Regions from separate parts of the Mus musculus genome. Here all the other regions are linked to region 1. The links are chromatin loops, found by intact Hi-C in ENCODE. Cell type or tissue: heart. All regions are shown on one strand. Each heading gives the region's core, and the rest is flanking DNA. Links, peaks and the distances in the headings are about the cores only. Region 1 has its middle 13 kb from the start of Mmrn1. Region 2 has its middle 96 kb from the start of Gm35386. Region 3 has its middle 30 kb from the start of Gm35386.

The links. A loop is a pair of places that touch in the nucleus more often than their neighbours do. Peaks named below come from ENCODE experiments on the same cell type or tissue, not always from the same donor. Only the 100,000 strongest peaks of a DNase experiment are listed, where the experiment ranks them.
Region 2: it touches region 1 in a loop (10-fold over the local background); 21 of 42 quality-filtered maps call a loop at or near these places.
Region 3: a loop joins it to region 1, with 5 times the contacts of the local background. A loop is called at or near these places in 20 of 42 quality-filtered maps.

Annotation. Positions count from the first base shown.
Region 1 is chr6:60,927,752-60,934,945 of GRCm38, forward strand. No RefSeq gene overlaps it. Among named protein-coding and RNA genes, the nearest start is that of Mmrn1, 13 kb to the right of the region's middle. In heart, for the core only: a CTCF peak has its summit at 3,949; no DNase peak of the experiment used is centred there.
Region 2 is chr6:60,678,940-60,686,133 of GRCm38, forward strand. No RefSeq gene overlaps it. Among named protein-coding and RNA genes, the nearest start is that of Gm35386, 96 kb to the left of the region's middle. In heart, for the core only: a CTCF peak has its summit at 3,479 (motif pointing right); no DNase peak of the experiment used is centred there.
Region 3 is chr6:60,552,767-60,559,960 of GRCm38, forward strand. No RefSeq gene overlaps it. Among named protein-coding and RNA genes, the nearest start is that of Gm35386, 30 kb to the right of the region's middle. In heart, for the core only: a CTCF peak has its summit at 3,234 (motif pointing right); no DNase peak of the experiment used is centred there.

The sequences.
Region 1 (7,194 bases), core at 2,829-5,328:
CAGCTTTTCACCCCTAAAATCTACCATTTACTTCTGCAAGTGTGTGCTTGCAGATGGCTGAGAGAGAAGCCCACAGAAGCCCATGGAGGTGACCACTTGTTCACATCCAGTCTATATCGATGGACAAAAAGTACTAAGGTAAGAGCTACCAATGCTTTACTTTGAAAATTAGCATACTGCCTAATGATTTAATAAAAATGTCCTATTATTGCTTCTAATGGGATACAGGTCTATCTTGAGTATTAGCAGTTTGACTCCTTGTGAATATATTCCATGACTGTCTTAAAATCATTAACTTTCTTTAAATGTGTGTACTATTTATAATTATGGAGAATATATGCAACATTGAATTTCTGGCAGAACTCAGTGGACATAAACATGGCCCAAAGAAGCTCAAAGTGGTTATCAAATGGTTTTGGTTTAGGGCATTCAGAGTTTATAGACTGAATAAAACATTATACGAAATGAACAAAATTTGTACCATGAGGAAAAAAGGAAAAGGAAAGTTCGGAGTCACCTTGTCTCAGGAATGTATTATACTTGAAGTGTTACAATTTAAGCTCTGCTCAATAGAATGTTGAACAGAGTCAGCACAGAACGAGATAACAATTATTACAATCACCTGAGGAAGGCCCTGAGATAAGAGACAACACAGAATAATTTGGACTCCCAATCCATGTGATTCAAGGCTTTCCAATGTAAGAAAAAGAATAACTTTGCTGTGAATAACAAGGAAATTCATGGATTAAGGGGATGGGTGTATGCCAAGCCCTTGCTGAGGCAAAAAGAAAAAAGAAATACAATGAGAGCCGTCCTTCCATTATATTTTAAATAAAACACAGACACTGAGTATTAAGTAAAGGCTTTTGTGTTTTTGAAAGCTGTCAAGATGACCTAAAGTTGTTCCTTAGAGTGAGTCCTGGGCTGTATTAATAATGGCTCAGCTGTACTGCCATGCAAGATTACCTGCGACCTAGTGTAGGGAACAGTTTTAAATTCGTTGATGTCTTACCAAAGAATGTGTGCTGAGTCCATTTTTGTGCAGTCACCTTTTAATTTGTGATTGAGCTTCTGAGAGTTGAGGAGAATTGGGGTAAGTAATGATGGAGCAATGAGGGATGATGGAGTCATCAAACTCAAAAGTAATTCAGATCAAGGTGCTGTGCTTTTTAGGCTGTTTTATGTATTTTTGACTCTGACTCTAATTCTTCTTTTTAAGCATCTGATTATTTCCTAAATTCAATACTAATAAGAATAGGTCTGAAGAGAAAACTCTTTATTTACACTGTGTGTATGTAAATTAAACGATTAGCTGTCTTGCGGTGAACAATTCAAGAAAAGACCTACTTAGGTAGAATCATTTCTTAACAGAAGAATGATATTTTATTTAGTTTTTATAATTTTGAGATGAGAGATATATTGTTGCCTTCTGGTTTTTCTATCTCAAATGGGCTTTGCCATTTTACTAGTAAACTCTTTCTGTGAAGTTGGCCCAAGCTACAGTCATCTGTGAAGAGAGATCCTAAATGGAGAAAGAGCTTCCCTCAGATTTCCAGGTAAACAAATCTGTGGAACATTTTCTTGATTATTTGCCCTTGATTGGATGATGGAGTCCTCTATGGGAGATGCAGCCTCTGGACAGGTGATGCTGGTGTTACGTTTCAAGCAGACCTGGCATCTAGGTTCTCCCAGCATCCATCAGGCCTTACCTAGCATACCCCACCCTCTACCCTGAACTCTCCAGCCCTTACTCCACCTCCAAGAGACTCTTCACTATATAAGTCAGACTTTTAGGTTACCCTTCCTTCTTTTTGAAGTTTTGGCCTTCTGGATGCTGGAACTGGTTCCTCTCTCTCTCCCCTCGCCCCATACCCCCACTTTCAAGACTCTCCCAGATGTATCTGCCTCTGGCTATGCTTCCCCACATATCTAGAATAAACTTTCTCCTCCACCATTCCAAGAAGCAGTCTGTCTCTTTCCTTTCCTTTCCTTTCCTTTCCTTTCCTTTCCTTTTTCCTTTTTCCTTTTTCCTTTCCTTTCCTTTTTCCTTTGCTTTCCTTTTTCCTTTCCTTTCCTTTCCTTTTTCCTTTCCTTTCCTTTTTCCTTTCCCTTCCCTTCCTTTCCTTTCCTTTCCTTTCCTTTCCTTTCCTTTTTCCTTTCCTTTCCTTTCCTTTTCTTTTCCTTTCCTTTTCTTTTCCTTTCCCTTTTCCTTTCCTTTCCTCTTTCCTTTCCTTTCCTTTCCTTTCCTTTCCTTTCCTCTCCTCTCCTCTCCTCTCCTTTCCTTTCCTTTCCTTTCCTTTCCTTTTTTTATTTCTCTTTTTTTTCACTCACTTGAGAGCTATAATAATGAAATTCGAGTGTTCATTCATGGTCTTCCTTCAGCTCCTGCCTACAGGTTTCCACCCTGACTTCCCTTAGTGATGAACCATGACACGGAAATGCAAGATGAAATTAACCATTGCCTCCCCAAGTTTATTTCAGTCATGGTGTTTATCACCACAATAAAAAACATCTATATGAGAAACTTGTACCAGAGAGTGGGCTAATGCTGTGACAGATATGCCCATACTGATTTTGGAAGTAGAACTACCAAAGCCAAAAAAACAAGCTTAGTACATTTAGAGACTTTTCCAGAACTGTGGGCGAAGTCTGTATTTTTGTTTTGGTAGGTGCTGCTCTCTGTGTGTTTTATGACTTGAATGACAACTTCATGATGGCATCATTGGTGCTAAGGCTGGGGGACCTGTTACAGGGAGTTGGTTTGGCATCACACTGAAAGTGAGGAAAATTCTGTGGAGGATAGATTGGGCAGCAGTGCTTTTGTCAGATTTGAACACAATGCAGTTCTCCACTTGCTCTGGTGCAGGGTGGTATTAATTCTTTGCTGATGTCTTGTTCCAGAGCTGAGTTCTTACACAATTTGAATCAACTCCACCCTGATCTTTCCTGATTCCTTTGATGCTTCTTGGGCACTCAGAAACATTGATGTTGCCATTGCTTATTGATAGTATAAAGAACTATAATAAATGTATATATACTATTTTTCATGCATGAATTTGCTCAAATTTTCTTATTAACAAGATTTACAACAAGTATTTGAGAGGGTTAGTGTACATAAGACTGCTGCATACCAGCAAAGTATGCTTTCTTTTCCAACCATTACACTTAAATCTTTTTTAAACCTCATCATACCCGCTAAGACTTCCATATGAAACTGGACTGTACTTTATATCAAAAAGCATGGCCTTTAATCACCATGAGTGAGGCCAGCTGTTGGTTGTGGATTCCATTTATTTATTTATTTATTTATTTATTTGGGTTCCATTTATTTATTTATTTATTTATTTATTTATTTATTCTTTCTGCTACCCAAAACAGATTTCAGTATGAACTAGTCTCTGATTTCAACAAATGCTTTTATCTATCTGGAGATAAATGTGCCTCTCTCTTTCTCTCTCTCTCTCTCTCTCTTTTCCTTCCTCCCTCCCTCTCTCTCTTCTTTCTTTGCATTGTTTGTTTTATGTGATAAATCTATTTTCTAATGTAACCTAAGACTGAATTCTAGGGCCAGCCTTCAGGAAATCAGATGTAATAACTTTTTGTATATATTGTCAGTCAGTTTCCTATTTTTGCTTTTTTTATGCTAGTGAGGGAAGTATGCTAGCTACTTCTCTGTTTCTGTGATAACACAGCATGACAAAGCAATTTAAGGATGAATTATTTTTGTTTATTCATGGTTCCAGAGGGCTAGATGTCAATAATAGTGAGAAAGGCATAGCAGTAAGAGGCAGAAACTGAGAGATTGCATCTCAACTGAACACAGGAAGAAGAGAGAAAAAAAAGAAAGTGGGGTGGGGTTATAAATTCTCAATGCTCACCCAGTGATATGTTTCCTCCAGCCAGGCTCCATGCCTGTTTAATTCCATAACCTTTCAAACAGCACCACCAGCTGGGGACCACAGGTTCACATATCTGACCAGTGCAGACACTTTTTATTCAAACCACCTTAGGATGTAAGTTGGAAAGTTGGTTTGGTTTTTAGTAAATATTTCATTTTGGAAGTATCCCAGGACCTGTGGCCTCGTGATTTTTGGTCATATGTATTCTCTTGAGTGTTTGAAAGGAGTTTGGTGATGTTCATATGGTTATCTCAATACTTGAGAAAATTTATACTAGGATATCTTTACCTGGAATTTTTTTTGGGGGGTACATTGTCTCTGTAATTAAGGCCTTTTAGTTTTTGGGTTTTTGTGTGTGTGTGTGTGTCCCTTTTTGTCAGTTTTAACAAGTCTTCAAAAATGAATGTGTCTATTTCACTTAAACTGTCAAACATAAGGTCAAAAAAATTATTCCAAAAAACCTCTTAACATTCAGTCAGTCTATAATTGCTGTTATTTTTTTCACATTAAAAGCTAACATAATCTCTGTCTTTTTCCTCTTAGGGATTGACTAATTTATTACAGGTTTCATGTAATTACATGTTACAAATAATTAGATATTATATCATTATACTGTATCATATTTTCCATTAATACTTGCAATTGTGTGATTTTATAATAGACTGCATAGAATATTAATACATAAATATAATAGCCTAAACATTATATCGACTTTGAAAATTGTATTAATCCCTATTATTTTCTCCTTTTATAAATTTGAAATAATTTGATCTTCAAAATAAGGCTTAGTTCATCCAATTTTACAACTGAAATTCATCTCTTCAACTCTATCCCTTTCCTCTTCATGGACAAATAAATGGATTAGAACTGAAACAGTTATGTGGATTTCTTTTAATTTTTCCTTATTTAATTTAAAATGTGATATTTTCCTTGTGTTTTTACCTCTAAGCTAGACTTAAAAGTGTGATCTTTAGTTTTAAAATACCTTAGCACTCTTGAGTGTTTATGTTGCTTATATAATGCTTTAATGTTTATAACACATTATACCTATGACTTTCATTCTTTAAAATGTGCTGAGTAATTGTTCCTAAGGCAACAACACAGTGTTTTCAGCATGTGCATCTAATTCTTAACTTTGATATTCCCCTTTGCTTTAAATGTATTTCTGTAACATTTATAAAATGTACTTCTCTAAGGAAAGAGATTCCAGTGTCTTGGCCTGTCTGTTGTGGTTTTCTAACCTTGGTGAGTCTACCTCCTTTTTTTTTTTTTTTTTTTTGGTTTTTGGTTTCTTTGAGGCAGGGTTTCTCTGTATAGCCCTAGCTGTCCTGGAACTCACTCTGTAGACCAGGTAGACGAGGCTGGCCTCGAACTCAGAAATCTGCCTACCTTTGCCTCCCAAGTGCCGGGATTAAAGGTGTGAGCCACCACGCCTGGCATGAGTCTACCTTATAACTGACACTGTTATTCAATTTGTATTGAAGTTTTGCTGTCTGTGACTTGGTTTGACCTTGTCTCCTGGAGGTATTTAATCTGTTTTTTTTCCCCGAAACTGTTAATTCTCTCCTTTCTTCTCTTGCCCTTTGTTTATGGATTGAATACTTTTTAAACATCTCATGTTAGGACTATTCATCGACATTTTTGCATTTACTTACACTAGAGATCTCCATTTTAACTTACCCCAGTACACTTTAAAGCATTACTTTCCTTTTCACAGACAGCAGACATGCTCTGCAAATGTACAACTGTGTTGATGTTTCCTCAGAGTGCAGCCATGACCCTGTGCTTCACTAAAAGTGCTGTAGCTAGTGCCACAGGAGCTGTGAAGTTCATTCCAAAACTCACGAATGGAAGCTCTTTCAAGCAGTATACTTAGTTATGCAATCAAAATAACATTCCATGTTTTTGTGCACTTAGACATGTCACTTCTCTGATGGTCCTCACTCCTTTCCTGCCAGCCTACTTCCTTCTGGAGTAATTCCTCTTTTGGTGTCATACACTTCTATAGCATGCCTTACAGGAGACCATTCCCCCCTCTAGGTTTTGCTTGTCAATATCTTCATTTAGTCTATACCAGGAAAGATAATTTTTAATACATTTTTTAAAATTCTTTAATCATTTTTTACAATCCAGACTTTATCCCTCTTCAGGTCCACTCTCCGACTGTTCCACATCCCCCACCTTTTCCCCCACCTCCTCTGCCCCCTTCCACCCCAACCCTTGGTCTCCAAGACAATGGTCCCATCCCACCCCCATCCCCACTCCTACCCCACCAGACCACCCCACTACCTGGAGCCCCAAGTCTCTTCAGGGTTAGGTGCATCTTCTATGACTGAGTTCAGACCTGGCAGTCCTCTGTTGGGGGGCTTCATATCAGCTAGTGTATGCTGCCTGGTTGGTGGCTCAGTGTCTGTCAGAGATCCCTGGGGTCCAGGTTAGTTGAGACTGCTGGTCTTCCTATAGGGTCATTCTCCTCCTCAGCTTCTTCCAGCTTTTCCCTAATTCAGTCACAGAAGTCCTCAGCTTCTGTCCATTGGTTGGGTGTAAATATCTGCATCAGACTCTTTCAGATGCTTGTTGGGCCTTTTGGAGGGCAGTCATGATAGGCCCAACACACCCATAGCATCAGTAATAGTGTCAGGTCTAAGGGCCTTCCCCTCTATGTGGGCCTGTCACTGGACCATCTTTTCCTCAGGATCTTCTCATTTTGTCCCTGCAGTTCTTTCATTCAGGAACAATTCTGCGTCAGTGTTTTTGACTGTGGGATGGCAACCCCATCCCTCACTTGCACTCTTTTTTTACCAGAGGTGGTCTCTACAAGTTTCTGCTCCCCACTGTAGGGCATTCATCTAAGAGTCCTTAGAGTCTCTCATCTCCGAGATCTCTGATACATTATATATATTTTAATGTATAAATTAGTCTTCACTTTAAGCCCATAAAGGGTGACATTTCATTATTCTTTCCTTCCATTTGATTTAACGAAAAATCAGCTTTAATCATTTGGCTCTCTATATCCTGTCACCTTTCCCTAACGGCTTCCAATTCTTTCTTCTCTTATTTTTCAGATGGTTCCCTACAATTTGCCTGAAAATTATTTCAAAGGCAAGACTGGAGTTCTTCATCTCCACAGTTTGGAAGCAATCCTACACTGTTCTTTAAAAAGTTAGCCTTTGCTTCCTTTGCTCATTTCTTGCAATCACAGAGAAGCGTGTGTGCTAAGATGTGGAATTGTTCTCAGGTTCATGAACTTGGTACTCTTGCTGTGCATCTGCCATTCTTTGCTTGCATTTGAATA
Region 2 (7,194 bases), core at 2,146-4,645, 250 kb before region 1:
TATATATATATATACTATATATATATATATATATATATGTGTGTGTGTGTGTGTGTGTGTGTGTGTGTGTGTGCGCAAGCTTGTGTGTGTGTGTGTGTGTGTGTGTGTGTATGATTGTCCTCCTTGATTATTGTCTATGTTCCACATGCTTGTGGTATCCAGCAAGGCAAGATGAAGGGGCTGGATCATCTGGGACTAGAGTAATTGATGGTTGGAGCCTCCATGTCTATTCTGGAAAGCAATCCCTGGTCCTCTGGAAAAACAGTTGGAGCTCTTAACCCCTGAGCAATGTCTCTAGTGTACTATGTTAAACAATTATCCTCTTATTTGTTAATGCCTTCTCATATTCTACTTATTTACAAAACAAATTACATTTATCATTTTAATTACTTTTAAATTGTAAAACAATTTTCTTCAAATGTTTACTTTCATTAATGGAGATTACGTGATCAATAGTTGAAATTTTTAATATTTTATTTGCCATGTAAATTTATAACCCACAATCCTGATGATCAGGGACTGAGGGAAAATATTTTTCCCAGAATTGTTATGGCTGATGTCTTGAATGATTTTGAAAACAATTTGGGTCATTAGAAAAATGAAAGTATGTTTTTAAAAAAAAAACTGCGGTGTTATTTGGTAATTATTTCCTTTTTTAATTTTTTTTATTTTTATTTTTTTTATTACATATTTTCCTCAATTGCATTTCCAATACTAACCCAAAAGTCCCCCACACCCTCCCCCTCCCCCCACTCCCCTACCCACCCATTCCCTCTTTTTGGTCCTGGCATTCCCCTGTACTGGGGCATATAAAGTTTGCCTGTCCAATGGGACTCTCTTTCCAGTGATGGCCGACTAGGCCATCTTTTGATACATATGCAGCTAGAGTCACGAGCTCCAGGGTACTGGTTAGTTCATAATGTTGCACCTACAGGGTTGCAGATCTCTTTAGCTCCTTGGATACTTTCTCTAGCTCCTCCATTGGGGGCCCTGTGATCCATCCAATAGTTGACTGTGAACATCCACTTCTGTGTTTGCTAGGCCCCAGCCTAGTCTCACAAGAGACAGCTATATCACGGTCCTTGCAACAAATGCTTGCTAGTGTATGCAATGGTGTCATCGTTTGGAGGCTAATTATGGGATGGTTCCCTGGATATGGCAGTCTCTAGATGGTCCATCCTTTTGTCTCAGCTCCAAACTTTGTCTCTGTAACTCCTTCCATGGGTGATTGTTTCCAATTCTAAGAAGGGGCAAAGTGTCCACACTTTGGTCTTCGTTCTTCTTCAGTTTCATGTGTTTTGCAAATTGTACCTTAATCTCGACATACTAAGTTTCTGGGCTAATATCCACTTATCAGTGAGTACATATCATTTGATTTCTTTTGTGATTGTGTTACCTCACTCAGGATGATGCCCTCCAGGTCCAACCATTTGCCTAGGAATTTCACAAATTCATTCTTTTTAATAGCTGAGTAGTACTCCATTGTGTAAATGTACCTCATTTTTTGTATCCATTCCTCTGACCCAGAAATGAACCCACACACCTATGGTCACTTGATCTTTGAAAAGGGAGCTAAAACCATCCAGTGGAAGAAAGACAGCATTTTCAACAAATGGTGCTGACACAACTGGTTGTTATCATGTAAAAGAATGTGAATCGATCCATTCCTATCTCTTTGTACTAAGGTCAAATCTAAGTGGATCAAGGAACTTCACATAAAACCAGAGACACTGAAACTTATAGAGGAGAAAGTGGGGAAAAGCCTTGAAGATATGGGCACAGGGGAAAAATTCCTGAATAGAACAGCAATGGCTTGTGCTGTAAGATTGAGGATTGACAAATGGAACCTCATGAAACTGCAAAGCTTCTGCAAGGCAAAAGACACCGTCAATAAGACAAAAAGGACACCAACAGATTGGGAAAGGATCTTTACCTATCTTAAATCAGATAGGGGACTAATATCCCATATATATAAAGAACTCAAGAAGGTGGACTCCAGAAAATCAAATAACCCCCTTAAAAGATGGGGCTCAGAGCTAAACAAAGAATTCTCACCCGAGGATTACCGAATGGCTGAGAAGCACCTGAAAAAAATGTTCAACATCCTTAATCATCAGAGAAATGCAAATCAAAACAACCCTGAGATTCCATCTCACACCAGTCAGAATGGCTAAGATCAAAAATTCAGGTGACAGAAGATGCTGGCGAGGATGTGGAGAAAGAGGAACACTCCTCCATTGTTGGTGGGATTGCAAGCTTGTACAACCACTCTGGAAATCAGTCTGGTGGTTCCTCCGAAAATTGGACATAGTACTACCGGAGGATCCCGCAATACCTCTACTGGGCATATATCCAAAAAATGTCCCAACTGGTAAGAAGGACACATGCTCCACTATGTTCATAGCAGCCTTATTTATAATAGCCAGAAGCTGGTAATTATTTCTTATAGGTGTTTCATGGTAAGTGCAACAGTCAATAAAGTTAATTTTTTTGCCTTTAAAGAAAAAGAAAAAAAAGTGAGAGTTAAAATTTGTTTTAAGAACAGTGTAATATCTTCGGTATTTTCCTTAGAGACATATTTGATTGGTTGTTGATCCGTTTGTAGTTATGTATATATAAAATTGTATTTGATAATAATCTGCAGATTCTAATGATGTATATATTGTCTAAAAGCTATATGATTGATAGACTGAAACAATGTTCCATTATTTTAGTGTTCAATGAATGATTAACACTAAGTTCATTGTAGATAATGATATTAAAAGTATAAAAATAGAATTGCTAATCTGAAAATATACAATATGAAAGTCAGTCTCATAAGGATTACACATCCAGGAAGATAAATAATGAAGAATAGAACATACATCTGCTGGTTGAAGTCAAATAAAACAAGATGTCTTATGCCTGTCTTGTAATAACTGTTTACTGATTTTAATAAGATCATTGATACCATAATTGGATCCTCTAACATAATCACACATTAAGTAATTTTTGGGGAAAATTGCCATCGAATTTATCTGCTGTCTCTGCCTTAGTGCTTAGGAGTTTATATTCTGTGAGGCACATGGAGTGGATGAGACCCTCATATCTCCCTCCCTTTCATCATCAAGCTACATACAGCCCCATCTTTCTCCCAGGAGACACAGTTCTTAACTATGGGAGATCCTTTTCTGTTCTTCTCTCAGTCAATTCAGAATCTTGTGTGTCAATCATGCTAAAAACTAATCAGTATTTTACCACATTAAATTCTGTAGAGTGATTTCCCACTGAGGAAAACATTTTTTTTTTTTTTGTGCTATCGTGATCAAACACGGCTGCTATATTTTCAGGTTCTATACTACCATTGTTGAGATGAAATAGCTGTGTAGGTTTCATCAGAGTTGTGTATCCACTTTCACTCAGTTTGTAAGGAATGATATCAGTGAACTGATTCAAGTGTGATTTATTTCCTACCTGTCTCTATGGCAAAAGTTCAACCACCAGATGGCACTGTTTATTTCCTTGATCCATAAAAATAAGCAACAGGGTTTGAAGGTGAACATGAACGGATATGTGGCATCCTGTTGTTTCTTCTCCAACTGACTTGTGTTCACTGCCACTTTAAGACATAAAACAAACTTGCTCGTGTGAATATGGACAAGTGGCTTTGCTTCTTGAGCTTTGTTTAAGGTTTGAAGATAATGGCATGAGGTAAGACATTGCACATCTAAAAAAGATTAAGTGAGGGGATTTATTAGCCTTGGAAACATAAAGTTATATGTATATATGTTTAGTAACATACAAATCTGTATTTTTAAATATTACTCAGCCACAATCCTGTACATTAAATTTTTTTTCCTCACAAGTGACTAAGATAAAAGTGGTAAGTGCACTCTGAGAACAATTTTCCCAACACACAAAGCCAGATTAAACCTGAAAAGAGAAAATCACAAAGGCTGTCACTTTTGAATTGGGGAAAAGCTGGAAGAAGTTGAGGAGGAGGGCGGCCCCAAGGGAAGACCAGCAGTCTCAACTGGCCTGGACCCCTGAGATCCCTCAGACACTAAGCCACCTACCAGGCAACATATAACAGCTGACACATATACAGCAGAGAACTGCCTGATCTGGCCTCAGTGAGAGAATATGCCCCTAATCCTTGAGAAACTTGAGGCCGCAGGGAGTGGAGAGGTCTGGTGGGATGGGAGTGGTAGGGGTGGTGATGGGGGCAAGGGGATGGTATGGAATGGGGAGTGGTAGGTGTGGGGCAGACCAATATGGAGATGAAGTCTGGACTGTAAAAAAAATAAAAACAAAATTTAACAAAATTCTGTTAAAGAATAAAAACAAAAAAGAAAGAAATGGTAGCAAGGCTCTCCATGGACAAGAGGTAGAAGTGAAGTACACTGAGAACCTCCTAACTCTTCAGGCTCTGGAGCCACAGGCAAGAATACACTGCTAGGAAATGCCTATCCTAAGAAATAGGAGTCAAAAGCCCTAAAGACTTTCATAGACCCAGAACAAAACTAAAGTAAAAAAATAAATAAATAAACAAACAAACAAACAAAAAACAAAATTGGCTGAACAAGGAGAAAAGAGGATGCATTTTCTGTCATGACCTGAGGCAAGATGCCTCCTAATCCAAAACACGTGTTGTAATTTCATTCTGTTGCTATGACAAATACTCTGACCAAAAGCCACTGAAAGAAGGAAAGTTTGGGTTTCAGCTCCAGGTTGCAGTCCATCACTGAGGAAAAGCATGACAGGATCTTGGAGCAGGAACCATGGAGGAACACAACTTGCTGACCTGCACATGTTCATGCTCAGTTAGCTTTCTTGTATACTCCAGTACCACCTGCCTATGTTAGAGGGATGCCCACAGAGGTCTTAATGGCCCAGACTCTACATCAGTTAATAAGACAGTCCCAATCCCCCACAGACATGTCCACATCCATTCTGATCTAGGCAATCCCTCAACTGAGATTCCCATTTTAGATGATTCTAGGCTGTATCAGGCTGATAGTTATAGCTAATTAAGGCAATGTGGTTGGTTTTGATAAAACTAGAAAAACCCAGATTCCAGTTAGAATATTTGACTATAGTTGGTGACTGCTGGAGGAAGCAGTTATTTTTCTTCTGAGGTATGGCTGCTAGAAGGTGTTCAATGCTCCGTCAGGACTTGGATCTAAACTCTATTTTTTCTTTTTTTGTGGGCTAGGGAGTGTCCAAGCTGGTGGTCCTAAAGAATCCAAGGTAATCTATGCTAAAGGAGGAATCCATTTGCTTGTCTGTGACTTTCATCTCAAAAAGCAAGAAAACACCCTTAGTCCTCACGACAGTCTGAGAGCTTGATAGTATCCTCGACTGGAGCACAAAGGCATTTGCATTGGGCTGGTTGCCAGCTAGAAACATCATGTTTTAGGACTGAAGAGGTAAAAAGGAGTTTTGAGAGAGGGGGGATGGGCCATACATTTTTAAGAAAATCGATTTATTATTATTTCTGGGAGCAGTGGTGAAACAAGCAAGATCTGAGTTAGACGTTCATCCCTCCTGTGACCTAAAGTAAGGCGTCTGCATTGAAGACCTAGAAGTGAGATCTTGTCCTATGGAGGAACAGGACTGATTACCATCGGATATTTGCACTATGTAACAGAGAGTGGAAAATGCATGATTTTACTCCATAACTGGTGTTTTAGGGATGGGGAGTTTTGCCAGGTTCATATATGACCTATATTAAGTGACTATAGTCAAACTCTCTGGTCCCTGTGCAAAAGGGAATATGGCTGCCCTTTTGCCCTGCTAATAGCTCTCTCTGCTTGAGATCTCATTACATATAAGGATTGCTAACTTGAAGGTACTAGATTATCTACAATTTTGAGAAGAGGTGTGTTCTAATTTGGTTTTCTGTCACAGTAATAAAATACTCTGACTAAAAACAACTTTCAAAGAAGGGAGTTTATTTAGCTTATACCTACAGGTAACTGTCCATCACTGAGGGAAACCAGGGCAGGAATTATAAAAGGATGCTAGCACAGAAACCAGGGAGAAGCACTTGTTATTGGCCTTCTCTGAGACTCATATTATCTTTCTTATACAGTCCAGATCCACCTATCTAAGGATGGTGGCCCTTAATGGGATAAACACTCTTACAGTAGTAATCAATGAAAACAATTTCTCATCAGCATGGCCACAGGCCATTGTAATCTATATAATTCCCCATTTGCGATTCCCTCGGTGGACAGCAAAAATTACTACAAAAGGAGCCTAGAGACTTGTGGGAGAGGAGTGGAAGCTATATTTGATTCCTTTCCACTGAAATGGGTTATTATTTCATTAGAAGATTCCTGGTTCAGTAAGTGAAAGTTGTGGTATTTACACATCGGGGGAAATGATCCTCTTTCTGCGAAACAATGTGAACTCTGGAAGAAAGGAGCTGTGTAAAATTATTGAGAATAGGGTTCCTGAGTCTCAGTAGAATGGTTAATAACTGAACAGACACTACTACAGGAGTGTCCACAAGACCAAGATATTTATTATATCAGCTTCCTGAAAGGTATAGAAGCTATTTATAAACATCATTAAATCCTATGAAGGAAGGCCTCTGACATATTTATATAAGATTGTCCTCAATGTTCTTGAAATTAATCCTAAATGAATGAATGAATACCTTCGGAAGTCCCATCATAAAATCAGATCATCAGGGATCAACACTCAAATTTTCTACTTATGGACCAGAGCAGTTTTCCTTTCAGATTCAGGAATATTGTTAGCTATTAACTTGATTAAATATGCAAACAATGGTCTAAGACGAAGAAAGAAATGTTCATCTGTGACTGGTTTGAGAATGAACACATCTAGATTCCAATTTAATAATTCAAATTTGAAATAATGAGTGAACAAGGAAGAAACCATCACATTCTTCTGGAGATTTAAAATACCATCTTTAGAGGGTGGTTGAGGATCAGAAAGGAAAAAGGTAGAACAAGCAACATTGTCTAGTGTCCCCCAAGGGAAGGCTGTTTCCTTTTGGTAGAATATTTTTATTTATTCCTCACAATTTCATACACATAAACAATGTATTTTTATTATAACCACCCTAAACTTCTCCTTCTCACTCTCCCTAGTTTCCTCCCCAAATTTCCTACTCCCCCTCATGTTATTTCCTGTTTGTTGTTGTAACCACTACATCTAATCAATATTTCCTGTTGGAACATTGGT
Region 3 (7,194 bases), core at 2,291-4,790, 380 kb before region 1:
AAAAAGAGACAATAGACAGACAGAGAATAGAACTTGATGTCTCAAAGGGACCCAGATATCCTAACCAGAGCTAAGAATATCTCCATAGGAGCCAGAGAGGAAGCAGGACGTCTCCTGTTTTCCTTTTGTCCCTAGGAGAGCTCTGAAATAGCTTATTTTTATTTTCCATCTTTATTGCTAAAAGGTCCCAAACAGGGGATTACTACTTTTCTGAAACTTATTTTCTCTCTCTCATGTTCAGACTCTAATTCTTTATCTCCTTCTTCTGGGAATTCTGCCAGAGAAGGGAGAGGAGGCACAGTAGCTGCTTCTGATAGTTACTCCTCAATAAGAAAAGACAGTTGCAGGGACTGCATCGGGACCCCCATTAGCTAGTTTATTATTTAAAACTCTACCTACCTTTTACCATTTTTTACAATGTATCTCTGCTTTATCTATAATAAACCATGGACATACCTGGTCTATAAAAATAAAAAAGTCTATCAAATCTTTCTTTTTAACTCGTACTCCTCTTTCTCTAATTACTATCTTTAAGCCTTTAACGAAGGCTGCCTCTTTAGATAGCTTATTTCCCAAATCCTGGAGTGGAGATAAATCAACTCACCAAGGACTTCTCACTCTTCCATGAGTGGCAGAAGGGGTCCTTCACTACTTCTAAATTCTTGGGGTCGTGACGAACTTCTCTGGAACCTCCACCTGTAGGGATTACGATCTGGACCTCGCCCCACTTTGCGTGCCACTTATCATGGCCCGTGGAATTCAGTTATTTGTGGGTGCGAGGGAGACCACAAACCTGGAAAGAAATGAGAGGAAGGGAAGGAGAGGCAGGAGACCAAGAAGATGGTACCTATCAAGGTCTCGTTTATTAGGCTGCGGTGCCTTCTTTTAAAGCATACATCCCGGGGAATAGGGGAGGGGTCGAGGGGGAATTTTACAAAGAACATAGAAGCGGGCTTCTGCTAACATGGGTGCCGAAGTGAGGTGCCAGGCATCGGGCACTCTGCATCTTATCTCTAGAACATAGATCCTCCTTGACAGCCTTTTGTGCCAGGCTGGGCTCAGGCATAACTCATGTCCTTGGATGGCATGGAAGTCAGGAAGAGACAGGGAAGAGGGGACTATAATTCAGCTTTTACAGCCTCAGGTGCCAGGAAGGGAAGAGAGAGGAGGAAGTAATAACCAGCTCCTATCACGAGGCCATTTGGCCTGTCAGGGAGATTGTGAAGGGCTTGCTTTCTCACAGGATGGTCTCTGACACTCTAGACTAAACCAGAAAGGAATATAAAATTAAAATCAAACAAACAAAAAGCCATGGAAAGAATATACAGAAATGTGTATTTTTACACTATGTGTTTTTTCACACAATGAAAAAAAATCAAACTTTCAATTTTAAAGTTCATGAAGAAGAATCCCAAGTCAATGGCATAAACCAAAACTTCAACAAGATCATAGAAGAATGTGTTCCCACAAAAGAGAGAGAGAGAGAGAGAGAGAGAGAGAGAGAGAGAGAGAGAGAGAGAGAGAGAGCAGTATAAGAAGCACAGATACCAGGGAAAAAAATGTCCACAGAATATTCCAGTTAAAACACTAAGGAGATATAACAAAGTGTTTTGAAAAATGAAAGAGAAGAAATGTAAATCACAAAAAAAGGAAAATTCCATCAAAAGACAGTTGCTTTAGCAATAGAAACTTTAAAAACCAGATGACCTAGCAGCAATGCATTCTGTGTGCTAAATGACTATGAAGGTTAGCCTAGGCTAATAGTCCCCATAAAAATACCCACTGTAACTGAAGGAGAAAGAAAAGCTTTCCAATTAACAGACTAAAAATTTTATATTCAACAAACCAAACCTAAAGAAAATAAAGGAAGCATTATTTGGTCTGGAGAGGAATAAACAGCAGAGGGACTGTGAACACAAATATGAGTCATAATTATTAAAACACAAAGGACCATTAAAGTACACATACAACACCAAAACTCAGCAACATGAAAAGCACAGTTAACAAACATTTAAATTATAATTAGGGCACAAAACAAATATTTACAAAATCAAAAACTTTCAAATGACTCCTGATATCATATCAGCTCAATTGAAATTGAATTTCAAATTGAAATTGAAATTAAAATTAGATTGAAAGCAAACAATTCTACAGTAATTACAGAATTTCATGAAGACGAAAAAACTCGTCACTGAATGATGACACTGGAAAATTGGGAAATGAACGTAAAAAGTTTTTAATCTAATTGAAAACCAAAATACAACAACAAAACCTCTGAGACACAATGACAGACCTTTGAGGGAAATTTCTAGATCTAAGTCCCCCATTTGAAAAAAAAATCAGAGATTTCAAATAAATAGCTTAATGAAGTAAGTCAAAATGTGAAAATAAATCAAACCTAATAATAAGGTAAGGAATAATAAAAGCCAGAGCAGAGATCAGTGAAATAGAAACAAAGAAAACAATACAAAGAACCATTGGCTCTGAGAGCTGGTTCTTTAATCAAATTCTATCTTCAGAGAAACTGGTGGCTAAGCCTTACCTATCAGTGGGGGGAAAGCAGGAGAAAAAAGAAACGGTATTATTAACAGCAAATGATATTTATATATTTAATTATTTCTCATTCCCCGGCTCCAGCAATCATTTCTTAGCTACTTAACTGAAACAGTGACAAGACTGTGGGTTCATGTCATAGTTTTGAGTCCTGACCCTGCCACATAAGCCCTCAACCATAATACAATACATTAAATGTGACATTCCAGGGCGGGTTTTAGATCCTCATTTTATTTCTCTTAACAGTGCTGCCTGGGTTTGGATTTGTCTAAGAATTTAGATAAGATGGAAGGCAGGTTTTTAGGTTACCAGAACTCGAGGACTCACTGGGGTCAAATGTTTGGTACTTGAGTAAAAATTGACACTCAAGCCTGGATATAAATCCAAAATGTCATAGTAACAGAGCAGCCAGGCTTCTCTGTTACAGAGAAAAATGTCTATGAATGTGGGTGTCTGCCACAGCAGGCACACTCCTGGTTCCCATAGAACACTGTCATCTCACGCTGCTGGAACAGTGCTGGTGGAGCGCCAGATACTGAGGAAATTTCAGTGGCTTTCATATGAATGAGAGGTGAATGTTGCCTGCTGAAATTAGAGATTTATATACTAAATGTGTTTATCTGGCTGGCTGAAATTTAATGGTGTTAGTTGATCGGTTTCAAAGTGTCACTAGATGGCAGTATCGTCCAGCTAGTATGCCACAGTTTGGATTCCGGATGTTTAATTACAATCACAGGAAAGAGACTAGGAAGTGGAATTTATTCCGTTCCAGGGGAGTGTTGTCCTTGACATAGAAAGACACTCTTTGAAGGGTCGAAATGAGGCACGGACAGGGTCTCAGACTCTTGGGAATGCTAGGAATGTCCAAATTTGCTGTAAACCAAATCTCTGCAAAAGAAAAATATTTTGACTGTCTGATTTGTTACAATTTGTTAGAAACTTTCAAAATTATGTTTCTCATTTAATTTTTCACTCTAGATTTTTTCTAGATCCTCTTTTTTGAGAAAAAATTAGCATGATTATCTCTCTTTGACCAAAATTTAGAGTCTCTTCAGGCCAGAAATTCTAACATACCAGCTGTTTATTTGGTAAACTGGGGAAGGTTGGTTAGCATAAGATGGGTGGCAATGCATGAATTTTCAGGGGTTGAAAGGTGGTTTCCAGGTCTGACATGTCCTATGCTATGAAGAAAAATTCCATGTGTTAACTTTTATCTAAGCTGATGGTGACTTTTCAGCTCGGTTTAGATACTTATATTTATATATAAACTAGTGGTTGTCAACCTTCTCAATGTGCCATCTCTTTACTGTATATTTTGGTAATTTACATCCATATATTTATTGTCATTGCTACTTCATAATTTTAATTGTGCTGAAAGTTTTTATCATAGTGTAAATACCTGATATGAAGGATATCTTATATTCAACCCTCTGTGAAATGGTCATTTGACACCCTGAAAGGGATCACAACCCACAGATTAAGAACCGAGACATAAGATTTTAGCCCTTGTACTTTAGTAACCACCCCAATTTTATATATATATATATATATATATATATATATATATATATATATATATATATATATTGTTTGTATGGTTTTGAAAAATACTAAATTTTCCAGAAACGTGGATACAATATGAATCCAGAGTACCTTACTTTTTTTCTTTTATAACCTCCTGCAATTTGTTTGTTCATTTTTGTGGTGGTTTGAATAAGAATGGCCCCACAAGCATATATATTTGAATGCTTAGTCATCAGATAGTGGCATTACTTGAGAACTAGTATCTATTACCTTGGACAAAGTGTATGAGGAGGGGTCGGCTTTAGGGTTCAAAAACCCAAGATAGGCCCAGTGTCTCTCTACTGTCAACTATTCCATCACCATGTCTGCTCGTGTGCCCCCATGCTCCCTTCCGTGATGAAAATGGACTAAACCCCTGGAAGCAAGCCCGAGTCAAATGCTTTCTTTGAAAGGAGTTCCCCTGGTCATGGTGTTTCTTCACAGCAATACAACAGTGAAAAAGACACATGGGAAAGACAAAGAACTATGAAATATCATATAAACACCAAATCTTCATAGAATATAATTGATGCAGGAAAAAAATGTCAAACCAATAGACCAGATCCCTTTATGAGTTTGATTCTAGGATAGAAGAAATCTTAGAAACATTTATGTAAACACTGAATTTAAGCTTAATGGTAGCTACAATTACTGTCAGATGACATAGTTATGATCTGAACATGGTGATTATACACTCTTCCCCTGGATGATTTCAATGTAATGTTAGAGCCCATAAAGGAACTGTCAATATATAAAATACACAAAGCCTCATTTGTCTCCTTGAAATAAAATCCCACTGCCCCTTAATTTTCCTACCTTACTGTATCATTTTTTATTTTAATTTTATTGTAGAAATAGCTATATAAATATTTTTATGACCTAGAAAAATAATGGAGAGTCAGTTTTGGGTTTTGTTTTGGGTTTTGTATTGTGTTTGTTTGCTTGTTTGTTGGTTTTAAAAATTCATTCCTCTTCAAAATGAGGAAAGTATGCAAAGAGAAGACTAGCTGCAACTTTTGAATATCATCTCAGCTCAACTCAGCAATGAAATCCAGGGAAATTTTACATACTAGAACAAACTGTGAATGGGAGGCCATTGAACAACTTGGGATTCTGCTAAGGGGCGGGGGGGGGGGGGCAGCGAAAATCTGCCACTGCTACTGTGTGATGAGAACAAGCTGCATTGACAGTGTGAGCAAGATACTAAGGAGCACAGGGGCCTGAGCGATTAATCCTGCCTGAGGGGTGATCTGTGCTGAGCTACTAACATAAAAGATGGTAAAACAAAACAAAACAAAACACAATGTTCTGATTTCTCTGAAGGCCTTTTACTCCACCTTCAATAAAGGCAATACAATCAGAAAACTGATGGTATAAGATGGTTTTAAAAGACACCTATAGGAGAGCATCATCCTGAGTGAGGTAACACATTCACAAAGGAACTCACACAATATGTACTCACTGATAAGTGGATATTAGCCCCAAACCTAGGATTCCCAAGATATAAGGTACAATTTGCTAAACACATGAAACTCAAGAAGAATGAAGACTGAAGTGTGGACACTATGCCCCTCCTTAGAATTGGGAACAAAACACCCATGGAAGGAGTTACAGAGACAAAGTTTGGAGCTGAGATGAAAGGATGGACCATGTAGAGACTGCCATATCCAGGGATCCACCCCATAATCAGCATCCAAACGCTGACACCATTGCATACCCTAGCAAGATTTTATTGAAAGGACCCAGATGTAGCTATCTCTTGTGAGACTATGCCGGGGCCTAGCAAACACAGAAGTGGATGCTCACAGTCAGCTAATGGATGGATCACAGGGCTCCCAATGGAAGAGCTAGAGAAAGAACCCAAGGAGCTAAAGGGATCTGCAACCCTATAGGTGGAACAACATTATGAACCAATCAGTACCCCGGAGCTCTTGACTCTAGCTGCATATGTATCAAAAGATGGCCTAATTGGCCATCACTGGAAAGAGAGGCCCATTGGACACGCAAACTTTGTATGCCCCAGTACAGGGGAACGCCAGGGCCAAAAAGGGGGAGTGGGTGGGTAGGGGAGTGGGGGTGGGTGGGTATGGGGGACGTTTGGTATAGCATTGGAAATGTAAATGAGCTAAATACCTAATAAAAAATGGAAAAAAAAAAAAGAATTACACAATGGAAAATACCCTCTCTGGAAGTTGTTCCAAATCAGTGAAGTACATACTGGAAATATTAACTACAAATGAAATCTAATAATTTGAAACCCTGTGAGGCCTGTAAGTGAGATAATGTCAGGATTCCATGCATCAACTGACCAAAGAGACAAAACACACAGCTGCATCCAGATCTTCAGACCCCTGAGATGTGCTGGTGAGAATTTCATCACTGATCTGTAGAAGCAAAATTCTCCACTAGCAGATCTTCTGAGTCTCTGTGATGCAAATGTTCACCAAATTTATGTTTGTGAGTCTAAACACTGGTAAAAGCAGACTGGAGAGGTGTTGTATGCAATTGTCCCTGCTGAACTGGTACAATTAGGTAAGAGCTAACGAATTCCACACCCTGAACAAGCACTTTAGTCATTTTGTAATGAAAATATTGAATCGGGGGTTCTAATTTAGATTTTGTCATTAACAGCTGTAGCATGAGCTTCTGTCATCACTGACCTCTCTGATGAAGTCACCGAACACTGACGTTTACTTTGCTTAGAATCTAATCAGCAGGTGCACAATATCCTGAGTCAAATACTTATACTTCCATTCCAAAGAATCCCACTCATAGCTTTGAGTGTGAGATACGTTTATGCCCATTTTAGAGATGAGGAGGCAAAAGGTAAAGATTGAATGATTTTCCTGGATGTAACAATAGATATGTAAACATAGGAATTACTGTAGGAGGTAAAGAAAACATTTCTAAATACTCATTTAATATGTTGTTCCATCTCATTGAAGTGTTTGGAGATTTTCTTCAAAGAAGGGACGTTTGAAACTGAGAGAGAGAAAGAGAGAGAGAGAGAGAGGGAGAGAGAGAGAGAGAGCCCTCTCTGAGCTCTCACATAAGCCTGTCATTTCCATTACTTCCTGA